3 separate regions of the Homo sapiens genome follow, and regions 2 and 3 are each linked to region 1. A link is a loop called in an ENCODE intact Hi-C map of the cell type or tissue named here. Cell type or tissue: PC-9. All regions are shown on one strand.

Region 1 (2,500 bases):
TGCTGGGATTACAGGCGTGTGCCACCGCGCCCGGCCGGGGCTGCTTCTTAACGCGAGAAATTCCATAATTTCTACGGAAATGCAAACGTTTCTGGGCTGTGCTGGGTTGACCTTTTTCTTTGCATGAGTAATGATTCTTAAAAACATCCGTTCCTTGGCCGGGTGCGGTGGCCCATGCCTATAATCCCAGCACTTTGGGATGCCGAGGCAGGCGGATCACGAGGTCAAGAAATCGAGACCATCCTGGCCAACATGATGAAACCCCCTCCCTACTAAAAATACAAAAATTAGCTGGGCGTGGTGGCGCGCGCCTGTAGTCGCAGCTACTCGGGAGGCTGAGGCAGGAGAATCACTTGAACCCAGGAGGTGGAGGTTGCAGTGAGCCTAGATCGCGCCACTGCACTCCAGCCTGAGGACAGAGCGAGACTCCATCTCAAAACAAAACAAAACAAAAATCCATTCCTCTATTGAGACAAAAAAGAAAAAAAATCACAAGATTCACGTGAAACGGAAAAGCCTCTGCCTTTCAGAACCTTGGCAAAGTCGAACCCCCTCCCCTCTCTGGTTGGGTTGGGCTGGAGAAGCCAGCCCCTGGCACCTGCGCCGCCCCTACCTTCCCACCCCGCGGTGGGGGTAGTTGTGCCTCTGAGCCTGAGCACCTCTTCAGCTGTTTTACTCCCTCCCCTCCCTTGAGTTTCCCATCTCTGCCCCCGCCCAACCCCCCGATTTTTAATCTTGGTGTTTGGAAGGAGGGAGGGGGCAAAAACGGGAGCCAGATGTGTACGAGTCCTCCGCTCCCGCCTCCTCCCTCCTCTCGGGCTTCCTAAAACCCGGAGCCCTAATCAAGGAGGATTCGGAGCCAGACGGTCGCGGCGCAAGCAAACAACTCGGCTCCGCGGCTCCCCCGGGAGTGGAAGCCAGGAGGGAGGGGGAGAGGAAGCGGGGCGTGCTCAGTAGGCGGGACAAAGTTTTTTTTTTTTTCTTCTCCCTTTTTTTCGGTCGCAAGTAGGAAGCTTTTTGCACTCCACCACCTCTGGCCGCTGGGAAGACGTCATCGCTTCCGCCCTACTTCCTCCTCCTGTTGGCGGCGGTGAGAATCCAATATGGAGTAAATCGGTGGAGTCGAGAGATGGGGCTCGGACGGGGCGCCCTGCACCGCCTCCCAGGCGCACCTCCCCCGGCCGCCGACCGCTCCCCGGAACCGTGATTGGCCCGGCCCCCCGGGGGCGACCCCGGACTGAGCCCCCCCACCCGCGGCCGGCGCTCTCCTCCTCCTCGCAGCAGTCCCTGCCGCTCCGAGGCGCGCTTGTTTTTCTCCTGCTCTCCCCCACCGCCGTCCCCTTCCCAAATCTCGCCCCCTCTGCCCGCTCCCGAGCCCCCGGAGCCTCCGCCCGCCTCTCCCCACGGCGCTGCGGCGTTCACTCCCCGCGCAGCCTGCCTTTGCACCCCTTCCCCCAAACCCTATCCCGCGCCCTGCTTCCCCTTCTGCTGCGGCGCCCTCTTCATCTCTAGCCGCCCCCCCTCCCCAAATCAGGCGATCTCCGGAGATGTGAAGAAGGGGGGCGAGCGGACAGGAAGATGAAGGGAGCAAAGCTGCCCGCCGCGGGACAGGCGTCTAGGTGAACAAGAAAATGACCGAAGAAACACACCCAGACGAGTAAGTTTGGTCGCGGGGTGGGACGAGGGTGCCCCTCAGGGGCAGCGTGGGGGCCGGGGCTGAGGATGCGGGCGGGGACGCTTATTGGGTGAACTTGGCGTGGGGTGCAGCGACTCGCTGACCTTTCGGCGTTGGGACGCGAGGCTTCCCTGCTTGTTGAAGTGAGGAGAGGGCAAAAACTGCTGCGGGCTGGCGGGCGCACGCCTAGGGTCGGCGGGCTGGTGGCAGCTCCGGGGGCCAAGGGCGTGCGGGTGACCTCCCGGCGGTCTCCGCTCCCTCTCGGAGGACTTACAGCTCCCCCGCCCCCGAAATCCTCGGCGGCTAGAGCGGAAGACCTGACACCCCCACTCCGGCTTCCCGGGGCTGGTGGGTTTTTGCACAGTGACTTTGTGACTCCCGCCGCCCCGCGAGCCCTGCAGTCCGCTCCGGAGCCCACTGGGGCCTAGGCTCCGCCATTTCGTTTTCTTGAATCGCTCTCATTTGCATACCACATTTTCATTCATAAAAAACACGGCGGAGCGAGAGGAGGACAGGCGCGGGCTGCGCGGGGGTCTGGTGCGCCAGGGTCCCCGCGCGGGCCGGCGTGCTGGAGCCGCCCGAGGGGCCCCGCGGCGCGTGAGTGCCTGTGCACGCGCTTGTGGCCGGCACACGCGTCCTGCGGGGTCGGGCGGCTCGGGGCGGACCGAGGCGTGTGCGGCGGGGGCGTGCGGGGCATCGCGCTGGGGGCGCGCGTGTGTGTGTGTGTATGTGAGTGTCCTCGCGGGTGCGCGTGCACGGGCTTGTGCCTGGCCCGCGGGCCCGAGGGGAACAATGCTCGGGGCGCTCCGCCGGAGGGATCCTGGG
Region 2 (2,500 bases), 150 kb after region 1:
TTTTTTTTTACTCAGTCTATGTCACTCTGGCTGGAGTGCAGTGTCGTGATCTCGGCTCACTGCAGCCTCCACCTCCCAGGTTCAAGTGATTCTCATGCCTCAGCCTCCCTAGTAGCTGGGATTACAGATGCACACCACACCCAGCTAATTTTTGTATTTTCAGTATAGATGGGGTTTCACCATGTTGTCCAGGCTGGTCTCGAACTCCTGGACTCAAGTGACCCACCTGCTTCGGCCTCCCAAAATGCTGGGATTACAGGTTTGAGCCACGGCGCCCGCCTATTTAATCATTTTTTAATTTTTTTGGGCTTTTCCCTGCAATATACTTTTTTATTTTTCTGGCACCTTGATCTTGGACTTGTTGATTTATTAAATAATTCCACATTCTCCTGAGATCAAGGAAAATACTTTTCAGAGTGGCTTTCTTGGTGTCTAACATTTCTGCTTTATTGCAGCGAAGACACAAATAAAATCCTGATCCTTTACCAGCCCCCTCCTCACCCCACCCTCAGCTCCTCTAAGAAAGGGGAAAACCCTAGTGTGAATTTACTTTACATCATTACCATTTATAAATTCTTTCATCTTTCCTGGAAGTTTATTTGGGATTTCATTAATCTTACCGTATTCATGGGGTGCAAAAGCAAACTCGGCAGGATATAGCTGAGCACACTGTCTGCTCTTTTCACCTTCTGCTCCCATGGAAATCTTAAGTCAGAATCTCATTCCACTGGATGAAGGGACTGAACAAATAGATGGCACCTCTCTTTTGAGAAAGCTGACTTTAATTTGATAAATATTGAGCTCCTGCTACATATGGCACATAGAGCTCTTACCTTGGACATGTGAGAGAAGAAACACACTCTATATTGCTGAACTAAATGTTTTGGAACTATCCAGTGTCTTTCATTGCCAAGCACTGGCTTCCTTAAGACAGAATTGCATCCCAGCCAGATATTGTCAGGATTTACCTATATTAGTCAGGGTCTTAGCTGCAAGCAACAAACCCTACCCTGCCCTGGATGATTTAAGCAGAAATAAACTAGTAAAGAATATGTAGGAGTTCACAGAATCTCCAGGTTGCCGCAGAGTCCAGCTGGAGGACACCCAGTCATGACCAAGGCCCAACCATGCTGTGGGCCTTCAGCAGTGACTCCTACCACCTCCCCTCCTGGACATCGTCTCTGCCACTCACACCCCTGACACTGGGCACTGAATACCAAGTGCCTTGCCCAGCTCTGCTTCAAAACCCCAGGCCTGTGGTGACCCCTGGCTAGGAAACAATTCCTCTGGGTAGCTGCTTCTGGAGTGGGAGTGTCTAACGGGCAGATCTTTGCTACAAGAAAAGCTAGAAGGGTGAGTTGTGGACTTCTGCCTCAGGGAAGCAAGATTTGTAATGTAGAAAAATCCCTAATCATGGGAAGAGAATTCAAACCATGGTTGGTGGCCACAAGTCATGACCAATGTCCACTAATAACCTCCCAGTTTCTAGGTTTTCTTTGCATTCATTAGTCTAATGTATTTGTCAGTTATAGTTTTAGTCTTCTCTCTCCTCCTATCTGCTGTTGTTTGGCATTCTACAGCTTATTCTTATATTAAAAACATCGATAATCCTTGAATCTTAGTTCTAAAGCAAACCCTTGAGGAAGGGAGTGTGAGTGATGACAATTCCTAGCACCTGGAAACCTGCTGTTGACAAAGGAGGAAACAGGCAGGGCCCAGAAATGTGAAATTTCACCATAGCTACTACAGCTGTCCTACTGGCTAGGACCCAGATTTCCCAGAATGTGCTTTGCATAGTGCTAATAGGCGGTGGGCCACAGAGGGAGGGTGTGAGGAAGAGGGGAAGAGAGAGAGGAGGGGGAGGGGGAGGGGAGGTAAAAAAGTGGAGAGGGAGAGGGAGGGAGGAAGAGTGGGGGAAGAAAGAGAAAGGAAAAGGGAAAGAGGGACAGAGAGGGAGAGGGAGGGATATGGACGGAGTGAAGGAGGGGGAGAGAGAGAGAAAGGAAAGACACACACACAGAGACAGAGAAAGGGGGAGAGAGAGAGAGAGAAACAGAAAGAGATCCCTTGCTGAATAAAGTCGGCTGGGTTTTCTCCCTGCAGGACATCTCTGAGACTTTAGTATGCTGCAGGGAAGGTTTCTGCAGCATTTCTCTAACTCTTTAAACCACAAAGCACACTTGGGATATAGGGCATTTAGCTGGGACTCACAGAATACTCTTGGGGAAATATCATAGTACTCTGTGTTCTTACACGTTAGAACTCTGAAGAACACTTCAGATTTGAAACTCAGTGATTTTCATGCAAATACAAGTAATTTTTTTTTTTTTTTTCTGAGACAGAGTTTTGCTCTTGTTGCCCAGGCTGGAGTGCAGTGGTGCAACCTCAGCTCACTACAACCTCCACCTCCTGGGTTCAAGTGATTCCCCTTCCTCAGCCTCCCAAGTAGCTGGGACTACAGGCGTGCACCACCACACCCGGCTAATTTTTTGTATTTTTA
Region 3 (2,500 bases), 110 kb after region 1:
ATCCCTGTAATCCTGGCACTTTAGGAGGACAAGGTGGGCAGATTGCCTGAGCTCAGGAGTTGGAGACCAGCCTGGGCAACCTGGTGAAACCCCATCTCTACTAAAAAAATCAAAAAATTAGCCAAACGTGTTGGCACGTGCTTGTAATCCCAGCCACTCGGGAGGCTGAGGCATGAGAATCGCTTGAACCCAGGAGGCGGAGGTTGCAGTGAGCTGAGATTCCGCCGCTGCACTCCAGCCTGGGTGACAGATCAAGGCTCTGTCTCAAAAAAATGTATAGCAAAATAGAAATTTTAAATCCCATTTTATTTTTGCCATAACCCCAAGGAAGATTTTGGCCCAATTTTACAGATGTAAACACTGGAGTTAGAGATTAACTTGACCAAAATCATCTTATAATTAGCAGAGAATGATTCAAATCTAATCTGCCTGAGCTGAGACCCTGTTGTTTTTAGCATTGTAATACTCCCCTCGTTTCTGTTGTTCAGTGCCTCATATTAGGTTGCACACTTCTTAATTGGACATCTTTTTTTTTTTTTTTTTTTTTTTTTTAGACAGGGTCTTGATTTGTTGCCCAGGCTGGTCTCGAACTCTTGACTTCAAGCGATCCTCCTACCTCAGCCTCCCAAAGCGCTGGGATTACAGGCATGAGCAGCTGCACCCAGCTGGACATCTTTTTAGCAACAGGCATTGACATTGAGTCAGAGTCAAACCCAAAGGCAAGAGTGTTTTTAGAGGGTACATTTGCAGGTGGCAAGGGCTGTGCTCCCTGCATCATAGTGCACAAGACCTCCCAGTGTCAGCTGGGGCCAGATGGCAATGCCAGCCTCAGTGTCCACAGCAGGAGACATTAAACGCCCACTCTGACCTGCTCTCTCAGGATGCTGCAGTCATGCCTTCTAGGAGCCTGAAGTCCCCGAGCACAGAGTAGTCACAGGGGACCTCTGCTTTTGTTCTTCAAAGCCCTAACAGTTCTTAGACCCCCACTGGAGAGCAAGGGGAGTGTAGATACAGTTGGGAGCATGTGATTGCCAACTTTTTCATTGAAGGTGACAGCTTTCAGATTGGTAGGTTGGTAGGTGTCAGTAGCTTGTGCACAGAAATAACAGAGAGATGTTTAAGAATCTTGCTTGTGTATTAGGTATGTGCATACCTCAGGTGGGCTGCTTTTCTGCAGCCCACGGAAACCAGGGCAGAGTTATAGGAGAGCCAGTTCAGAGGTGCATGAGGGTAAAAGGAGATTTTTTTTCCCCTTTGCCTTTCTTGGAGATGCCCTGGTAGTACATTCCTTTTGTTTGTAGGTCACACTAGCTGCTTTGTAAGAATCATCTGTTAGTATCCATCTGAAATAGCCTTGGCTTCCAATGGAATCTTCTGGGAGTTCAGACAACCCTGAACAGCTGGGCCTGGAAGACTGCAGGCTCGGCTAGGACGCAACCTCAGCTCTGCCCTCAGGAGGCAGTAGACTGTGGACATGCCTCTCGAGGTCTTCTGGCCTTCTTGCTTCACTGTAGAAATTCGTCATCAGATAAGGCCTTTCTCAGTCTCACATCCTCTGACAAATGTCTGGGGAGCTTTGCACTGGACTGTGCAGGGAGAGAGGGCTGGGGAGGTGGGATGGGAATATCGGAAGGTAGCATTTCTGATCGACTAATGAGTCCTAGGAAAAGCCGGATGTGCCTCATTTCTCAGAAGGACTTTCTACACATTGTTAACCCAAAAGTGGGTCACAGAAAATAGGCTGAGTTAGGGTGAACAGATGACTAACACAGTGGTGACCGTGGTGTGTTAAATGGGCTTCTGAGAACTAAGTACTGAGAGCTTATTACAATGTTCAACACAAGGCTAACTTCTAACCTAATAGATGACTGTAACGTGGCTGTTGGATAAGAATTTAACTCTTGAGATTTGAATCACACTGAAAGGCCCTGATTACTCATTTGAGAGGTATTTATTGAGATCTGTAGTAACCTTTGTACTGTGAGACATCATCTCCTCATCTCCTGGGTTTGTATACAGCAGGGTGTACCTTGTGACTTGGAGAAGTTGTGTTTTGTGTTAATCTCAACAAAATACCTCTTAGCATAGGAGCTGGAAGTGGACTTACCTGGCTGTGAGAGGCAGCAGTGTGTGGGGCCTATTAGAAATCTCCCTGGGCTTTGTGGTCAGGGAGGCTGCATTTCAGTCCCAGCTCTGCCAGTGACTGTGCTGCCATGGCCTGGATTCACCATCTCTCAGAGTCCCTTAGTGCCAGTGTGTGACATGGAGATAGTGTTTTACCTGTGACCTGCTGGCCATGCTGAGGAACCGTGTCCACAAGTAGCTCAGGGCCTGGCACACCATAAGCACTCACACATATGACACCAAGAAGAGTTGTTTGTGAGGAAGAGGAGGGAACCTGGGGAGGAGTAAGGGGTAGAGAGAAGCCAGGAGTGTGGTGCCTGTGGGACTGCTTTGGAAGGAATCCATAGTGAAGGGAAAGTGCACCCAAGTGACAAAC

Evidence for each region. A loop is a pair of places that touch in the nucleus more often than their neighbours do. Peaks named below come from ENCODE experiments on the same cell type or tissue, not always from the same donor. Only the 100,000 strongest peaks of a DNase experiment are listed, where the experiment ranks them.
Region 2: it touches region 1 in a loop (4-fold over the local background); 18 of 110 quality-filtered maps call a loop at or near these places.
Region 3: it touches region 1 in a loop (3-fold over the local background); 26 of 110 quality-filtered maps call a loop at or near these places.

Annotation. Positions count from the first base shown.
Region 1 is chr2:65,431,119-65,433,618 of GRCh38, reverse strand. It overlaps SPRED2 (sprouty related EVH1 domain containing 2), which reads left to right and starts at 1,020. Exons shown (of 6, transcript NM_181784.3): 1 at 1,020-1,657. The coding sequence starts at 1,632. RefSeq lists silencers at 1,118-1,317, 2,088-2,137, 2,168-2,500. In PC-9, no CTCF peak of the experiment used is centred here; DNase peaks (open chromatin) are centred at 938 and 2,108; H3K4me3 peaks cover 2,500 bases; H3K27ac peaks cover 2,062 bases.
Region 2 is chr2:65,281,509-65,284,008 of GRCh38, reverse strand. No RefSeq gene overlaps it. Among named protein-coding and RNA genes, the nearest start is that of ACTR2, 55 kb to the right of the region's middle. In PC-9, no CTCF peak of the experiment used is centred here; no DNase peak of the experiment used is centred here.
Region 3 is chr2:65,319,557-65,322,056 of GRCh38, reverse strand. All of the region lies in intron 4 of SPRED2 (sprouty related EVH1 domain containing 2), which reads left to right. Among named protein-coding and RNA genes, the nearest start is that of ACTR2, 93 kb to the right of the region's middle. In PC-9, CTCF peaks have their summits at 1,236 and 1,447 (motif pointing left); DNase peaks (open chromatin) are centred at 1,496 and 1,936; H3K4me3 peaks cover 1,216 bases; H3K27ac peaks cover 2,500 bases.